Regions from separate parts of the Homo sapiens genome. Here regions 1 and 2 are each linked to region 3. Evidence: read pairs that join two places in POLR2A ChIA-PET (ENCODE). Cell type or tissue: K562. All regions are shown on one strand. Region 1 overlaps SPATS2 (spermatogenesis associated serine rich 2). Region 2 overlaps TUBA1B-AS1 (TUBA1B antisense RNA 1). Region 3 has its middle 12 kb from the start of TUBA1A.

Evidence for each region. Peaks named below come from ENCODE experiments on the same cell type or tissue, not always from the same donor. Only the 100,000 strongest peaks of a DNase experiment are listed, where the experiment ranks them.
Region 1: POLR2A ChIA-PET joins it to region 3 with 5 read pairs; 2 of 35 experiments call an interaction of 5 or more read pairs at or near these places.
Region 2: POLR2A ChIA-PET joins it to region 3 with 5 read pairs; 20 of 35 experiments call an interaction of 5 or more read pairs at or near these places.

Annotation. Positions count from the first base shown.
Region 1 is chr12:49,453,781-49,456,280 of GRCh38, forward strand. All of the region lies in intron 2 of SPATS2 (spermatogenesis associated serine rich 2), which reads left to right. Among named protein-coding and RNA genes, the nearest start is that of KCNH3, 84 kb to the right of the region's middle. In K562, no CTCF peak of the experiment used is centred here; no DNase peak of the experiment used is centred here.
Region 2 is chr12:49,143,952-49,146,451 of GRCh38, forward strand. All of the region lies in intron 1 of TUBA1B-AS1 (TUBA1B antisense RNA 1), which reads left to right. Among named protein-coding and RNA genes, the nearest start is that of TUBA1B-AS1, 14 kb to the left of the region's middle. In K562, no CTCF peak of the experiment used is centred here; no DNase peak of the experiment used is centred here.
Region 3 is chr12:49,199,988-49,202,487 of GRCh38, forward strand. No RefSeq gene overlaps it. Among named protein-coding and RNA genes, the nearest start is that of TUBA1A, 12 kb to the left of the region's middle. In K562, no CTCF peak of the experiment used is centred here; DNase peaks (open chromatin) are centred at 1,324 and 2,104.

The DNA.
Region 1 (2,500 bases), 250 kb after region 3:
GGCAACGGAGGAAGACCCTGGCTCTAAAAAAGACAAAATCCAAGCACGGGACACAGAATTGCAGCAAATAGCATTCTTTTTTTTTTTTTTTTTTTTTTTTGAGACGGAGTCTTGCTCTGTCACCCAGGCTGGAGTGCAGTGGCATGATTTCAGCTCACTGCAAGCTCCACCTCCCAGGTTCACACCATTCTCCTGCCTCAGCCTCCCGAGTAGCTGGGACTACAGGCTCCCGCCACCATGCCCAACTAACTTTTTTGTATTTTTAGTAGAGACAGGCTTTCACTGTGTTAGCCAGGATGGCCTTGATCTCATGACCTCGTCATCCGCCCGCTTCGGCCTCCCAAAGTGCTGGGATTACAGGCACGAGCCACTGCACCTGGCCGCGAATAGCATTTTTATAAGTAGCTAACCAGACATTCGAACTTCCACCCTTCTTTGTGACAGCTGAGGTCACTAGTGAACTCTGCTTCCAAGTACTCCTGCAAAGTACACCACAAGCCTGTCTATATTCTCAAGCCATCCGCTTCAGTTCATATGACCACACTTGCATGTCAGCAACAGAAGAGAACACACATCATACAGCATTTACAGCAGTGGACAAAGAGGTAGGGGAAATGCAAGTATTGGTTCATTTAATACATTCAACTAATGTGGGCTATCTAAGAACAAAACTCACTTAAAGTCTTTCAACAGATGTAGATGTTCTTTGAATGCAAAAAACATTCATACATCATTTGCTGTTATTGCTGTCTGCATACCCTCTCACCAAAGCTTCAGGATTGAGAGACACATATCACCAAGTTTAAAAATATCCATTATGGATCAGGCGTGGTGGCTCATGCCTGTCATCCCAGCACTTTGGGAGGCTGAGGCAGGAGGATTGCTTCGGCCTAGGAGTTAGAGACCAGACTGGGCAACATGGTGAAACCCTGTCTCTACAAAAGATAAAAAAATTAGCCAGGCATGGTGGTATGCGCCTGTAGCCGTGACTCAGGAGGCTGAGGTGGGAGGATCATCTGAGCCTGGGAGGTGGAAGTTGCAGTGAGCCAGGGTCGCACTGCTGCACTCCAGCTTGGGTGACAGAGTGAGGCTCTGTCTTTAAAAAAAAAAAAAAAAAACAGTCCATTCTGCACCACCAAGTTTTGTCATGTGCTCTTACCTCTTCACGTTCATGCTAGCCTTTCATATCTCAGCACCACCATCAATTGCACATAAAGTTTCAAAAGTGCACACAGCCTTTACCCTTGCCTTTGTAGCGTTGATACGATTTCATAAACTAAAGGGTCTGCTCAGTTTTTACCGTTTTTGGTTTTGTTTTTTTAATTAAAAAAAATTTTAAAGTCTGGCTTGCTGAAGTTACATCTGTATCTATTATCCTTCTGGTCAGTTAGCGATTGGTTAAAGGTTGTATTAAAACACCATGAGCCAGTAAAGCTTGCACCCTCTGTCTGTAGATCTTTGTGTGTTGGGAACTGCCTTCAAAGCTCATAATTTTTAATTTCCACTGGGCCTTTTTGAGTCTTTGCTGCTGCTATGTGTACGCTTATGGTCAGCCAGAGGTGTGTGGATAGTTTGGACCTTCTCCAATATCTGCATCATGAATGTGTGGAACATTTACCAAGGTCTCCTATAGTCTCTGTTTTCTGACACAGGATCTTGCTCTGTTGCTGAGGCTAGAGTTCAGTGGCACAGTCATGGCCCTCTGCAGCCTCAGCTTCCCGGGCTCAAGCAGTGCCCCCACCTTAGCCTTCCGAGTAGCTGGGACTACAGGTGTGTGCTACCATCCCTGGCTAATTTTTAAATTTTATTTTTTGTCAAGGTAGGATCTTACTCTGTTGCCAGGTTATGTTTGTTTGTTTGAGACAGGGTCTCATTCCGTTGCTTAGGCTGGCGTGCAGTGGCACAGTCATGGCTCATTGCAGCCTCGACCTCCTGGGCTCAAGCCATCCTCCCACCTCACCCGCCTAAGTAGCTGGGAGTACAGGCACATGCCACCATGCCCAGCTAATTTTTGTATTTTTTGTAGAGACACAGTCTTGCTATGTTGGCCCAGCTGGTCTCAAACTCCTGGGCTAAAGCAGTCCCCGCACCTTGGCCTCCCAAAGTGCTGGGACTACAGGCATGAGCCATGGTGCCCAGGTCCCTTAGTCTTGTTTCTGGATTTCCCTTTTAAATTTCTATCTAATCTCCTGTTCTTTTGCTTGCACCAACCATGACAGCAACCTCAGGCTAGCTGAGCCCTTGGTCTTGCTTGTTTGCCACCAAGAAAGCGAACTGTTACTGCCTGCCTGTGGGTATGGGGTTTTTCTGTGCTTTGCTTCACAAGTCAGCCCCCTCTGTCAGTGAAGCTGCTGGTTTTCATGGCTTTCCCTGCCTTGGTAGAACTACCTTTCCCAGTCACCTTGGGGGTATGTGATGGGAGCAGCCATAGACTGCCACTGTTCTTACCATAGGTTCAGTAGGTTTCTTGTGAATAACCACAGAGAAGATAACATTTGAA
Region 2 (2,500 bases), 56 kb before region 3:
CATGTTGCCCAGGCTGGGCTTGAACTCTTAGCATCTAGTCATCCTCCCACTTTGGCCTCCCAAAGGCCTGGGATTATAGACATGAACCACTATGCTCAGCCTCCTTTACTTTTTTTTTTTTTTTTTTGAGACAGAGTCTCGCTCTGTCGCCCAGGCTGGAGTGCAGTGGCACAATCTCGGCTCACTGCAAGCTCTGCCTCCTAGGTTCACGGCATTCTCCTGCCTCAGCCTCCCAAGTAGCTGGGACTACAGGTGCCCGCCACCATGCCTGGCTAATTTTTTTGTATTTTTAATAGAGACGGGGTTTCACCGTATTAGCCAGGATGGTCTCGATCTCCTGACCTTGTGATCCACCCGCCTCGGCCTCCCAAAGTGCTGGGATTACAGGCGTGAGCCACCGCGCCCGGCCTCCTTTACTTTTTTTATCTAGTTTCTCCTACAGATCTATAAAGAGTTGTTGGCAGCTCTAGATGCACTGCCTATGACTTAGCCCTGCTCTGCATGGAGCAGTTAAAAAAAAAAAAAAGGAGCTGTTGATTTTTTAGTTTGTTCAGCTTTTACTTGTTGTTATCATGGAGTGGTGACTTCCGAGCTTCTTTTCTGCTGGTCTGGAAACTGGATGTGTATATCTTTTCAAAGCAGTAACAAGAAGGTCAATGAGGCCAGAGCAGAGTAGTGAGTGAGGGGGAGAGCGTTATGAAATGAGATTGGAGAGGTAGCCAGGGTCTAGCTCATGTAATAGTGTTATTAGGCATGGAGAGATTTTGTGTTTTATTCTAAAAATAATGAGAAGCTATTAGATAGTTTTGAGCAAAGGTGTGACATGTTCTATTTTAGGTTTTAAGAGCATTGCTCTGGCTTTTGTGAGAGTAAACCACAGGAGGTTAAGAGTGGAAGAAGGAAGATGAACTAGAAGGGAATGGGCAGTAATGCAAATAAGAGATGATAGTGGCTTGAATCAAGGTGATATTGTTGAGGTGGTAAGAAGTGGTGGAAATGTGAGTTGTTTTGTTTTGTTTTGTTTTGTTTTTGAGATGGAGTCTTGCTCTGTCACCCAGGCTGGAGTGCAGTGGTGTGATCTCGGCTCACTGCAATCTCTGCCTCCCAGGTTCAAGTGATTCTCCTGCCTCAGCCTCCCAAGTAGCTGGGACTACAGGCGTGTGCCACCACGCCCGGCTAATTTTTTTTTTTTTTTTTTTTAAGTAGATGTGGGGTTTCACCGTGTTAGCCAGGATAGTCTTGATCTCCTGACTTCGTGATCTGCCTGCCTTGGCCTCCCAAAGTGCTGGGATTATAGGCTTGAGCCACCACGCCCAGCCTTCTGAGTATATTTTGAAGACAGAACTGACAGGATTTATTAAGAAGTTGGCTGTGAGAAAGAAAGAGAGGAGTCAGTCATGACCCCTAGATTTTTGGTCTGAGCAACACTGGGGAATACTAAAGGAGGAACAGGTGTAGAGAAATGGAAAGAATCAAAAGTTCAGTTTTGGACATGTTAAGTTTGAGATGCAGTGGGTTAAATATAAGTAGAGATGTTGATTAGGCAGTAATAGTTGGTTAAAAAGTGCAGAGGGGAGGTCGTGTTGGAGATAAATTTAGAAGTCATCAGTATAGAAAGTGGATAAGATCACCTGGGGAACGGGGGAGATCCAACCGGGCGCAGTGGCTCATGCCTGTAATCCCAGCACTTTGGGAAGACCAGGCGGGCGGATCACAAAGTCAGGAGTTCGAGACAAGCCTGGCCAACATAGTGAAACCCCGTCTCTACTAAAATTACAAAATTTAGCTGGGCATGGTGGCATGCGCCTATAGTCCCAGCTACTTGGGAGGCTGAGGCAGGAGAATCGCTTGAACCCGGGAGGCGGAGGTTGTGGTGAGCTGAGATTGTGCCATTGCACTCCAGCCTGGGCAACAGAGCGAGACTGTCTGAAAAAAAAAAAAAAAAAAGGAAGAGGTCCAAGGACTGAACCCCAGAGCACTCTAACTTATAAAAATTAGGAACAGGATCTAGTAGTGTAAAGTAAAAGGAGCAGACAGTGATGTTGGAAGTTAATAATGGCCTGGGTGCAGTGGTTCACACCTATAATACCAGCACTTGGGGAGGCCAAGGTGGGAGGATTGCTTGAGCCCAGGAGTTAGAGACCAGCTCTGGCAACACAGGGAGATCCCTTCTTTACAACAAATACAAAAATTAGCCAGGCGTGGTGGTGTGCACCTGTAGTACCGATTACTTGGGAGGCTGACATAGGAGCCCACGAGGTGAAGGCTGCAGTAAGTTGTGATCGCGCCACTGCATTCCAGCCTGGGTAACAGAGCAAGACCGTGTTTCCAAAAAAATAGAAGAAAGAAAATAATGAAGAGTTTAGTATTCTGGAAACCAAATGAAGAAAGTGTTTCAAGCAGGAGCAGGTGATAACTCTGCTTTTTGAACTGTGCTTTCTGGGAGGCTGGGTAACATGGGGTCTGAGAATCAGCTGTTAGATTTCACTGGTGACCTGGG
Region 3 (2,500 bases):
TCTTAATAAACATTTGCAGAATGAACAATTGAGGAGGCTTCTGAAGCTTTACCAGTCTTTTTTTTTTGGAGATGGAAGTCTCACTCTGCCGCCCAGGTTGGAGTGCAATGGCATGATCTCAGCTCACTGCAACCTCTGCCTCCCAGGTTCAAGTGGTTCTCCTGCCTCAGCCTTCGGAGTAGCTGGGATTACAGGCGTGCACCACCACACCAAGCTAATTTCTGTATTATTAGTAGAGATGGGGTTTTACCATTTTGGCCAGGCTGGTCCCGAACTCCCAGCCTGAGGTGATCCACCCACCTCAGCCTCCCAAAGTGCTGGGATTACAGGCGTGAGCCACCACGCCCAGCCTTGACCAGTCTTATTAGCCAAAGGGCCTACATCAAGGGGAGGACGTGGCAGAATATTTAGGTTGGGCTTTGAACCTCCCTCTTCAAGTGTTACAGGCATAAATCTAAGACTAAAATAGAAGATACCCCCCTATAACATGTTGGAATGATCATGTACACCAGTGTTTCCTAAATGTGCTGAAGTAATTGGGGTGCTGGTTAAAATATGGATCCCCAGTTCCTCCACCAGAGAGTCTGATTCAGTAGGTCTAATTCAGTAAATAATACTCTCCTAGAATTAATAATTTATCATTTTTGAGCTAAACAATTTTAGTGTGCTTGATGTGGTTCAGCTATTTCTAAATTCTGATATCCGCTCGATAAATTTACTGAAAATTACTTTATTTATGGTTGTTAACCCTAAAGACACAACTCCTAGTGAAGCCTAGCCTCAAAGAGCATTTTAAGAAATGTCTCTCCATATTCCCTTTTTAAAATATTTTTTCTTTTTTTTTTTTTTAAACTTCTCTGGAGATAATGCTGGATCCACCTTCCTTTAGATTTAGAAATCAATTATGCACAGGCAAAAGAGAACTTAGAAAAAGCTGCCTAGCTTTTTCTTCATCTGCCTAGCCTAAAAGATCATTTAGCAAACATTTCTCCATTTCCCTGTGGATGTAAACTTTGATTATACATGTGTAGAAGAGAAAGGCTTAGAGAACGCTGTGGGTTTTTTCCTTCATCTGCTTATGTGAACAGCAATCTGTTGTTCTAGTACTGTCTACAGATTATAAGAGATGTAGAGTTTCACTCAAGATAGCATAGCCTGAAATAAGTCCCTTATATGGCAAGACTATTTATGGATTTAGTATATTTTAATAAATAAGCCCACTATTAATCTTTTTAAAATGATTTCAGTATTTTTAGATTTGTAAGAGCGACTTCACTCTCACCCCCATGTTACTAAGCAACGTATTATACAGTTGCTAGGAGACAGACTAGCAAGGTTGGGGGTATTTCAAATTTCCGTTGTCACCTTGCCTATCACATGACTATACCCTAGAGAGTTTTACAGCCTTAGAGAAAAGAGAAAAAAGTTAATGGCACATAGAAAAGAAGGAAAGAGAGATGAGGTTGAGGAATAAAGGAATAGAATAAGGAAAATTGCAAGGTATTTGAGAAGAGTCTGTGAACTTGGCAGGGAAAGGCTATTATGCAATTTCCTTGAATGAGTCATGGAAAAACCTTAAATTGCCAGTGCTGTATTTCATATTCTGTATGCTTCTACCTTTTCTAAAAACAAAATAGAGAATAAGCTTGGAGAAGAAGATCTTTCAGATAGTTTTTCTGAATATTTTCAGAAGAGTGGAAATCAATTATAACTCTTACAGAAGACAGGTATTTACAAATGAGTTTTTCAAAGTCACACATAATTTAAAATCCCCAAGTCAGATAAACAGCTTATTTCCTTCTATTTCTCCCTCAAAATAGTAAAAAAATGACAGTACTGAGAGGAAGGTTAGAATACAAGTGTTCTTAGACAAATTGAGCAGCAAGATGGTCATATAGGCTCTTGGGCAGTATGTGTTTCTGCACACAATTTAAAAAATTTAATACAAAGGAGAGAGAGAAGAAGCCTTTGTACTGTATCTCAAGGACTCTGTATCTGAAATAAGAAACCAGGCTCCAGGTCTCATTGTGTGTATGTGAAAAGTTGAGTCTTTGTGTCATTGTGTCTTCATGGTATTTACTGTTGCTAGCAACCAGGAAGCTCCCTAGTGATTGTCGCTAGGTCCTCCATGCCTCTGTCTGCCTGAAACCTTAGTCAGTGCCAGAAACACCAGAGATAAAAATCGTTGCAAAAAATCCAGCGCACATCATCCCCAGTGGTTTTATAGAAGACGGTTCATCTTGTGTTCAGTGAAAATCTGTGTAAAATGGAGGCTTCACACAGAGCTCATCCTCAGCTTCTTCTTCATCAATGCCAATCTTTCCGTGCAGAGCAGAGTGGACATTGTGATGGTTTAATTAAAATAAGATTTATATCCTAGCGTCATCAGCTTTAACCAATAAAATAATAAATAAATAAATCAGACAGCCGGGCGCGGTGGCTCACGCCTGTAATCCCAGCACTTTGGGAGGCTGAGGCAGGTGGATCACCTGAGGTCGGG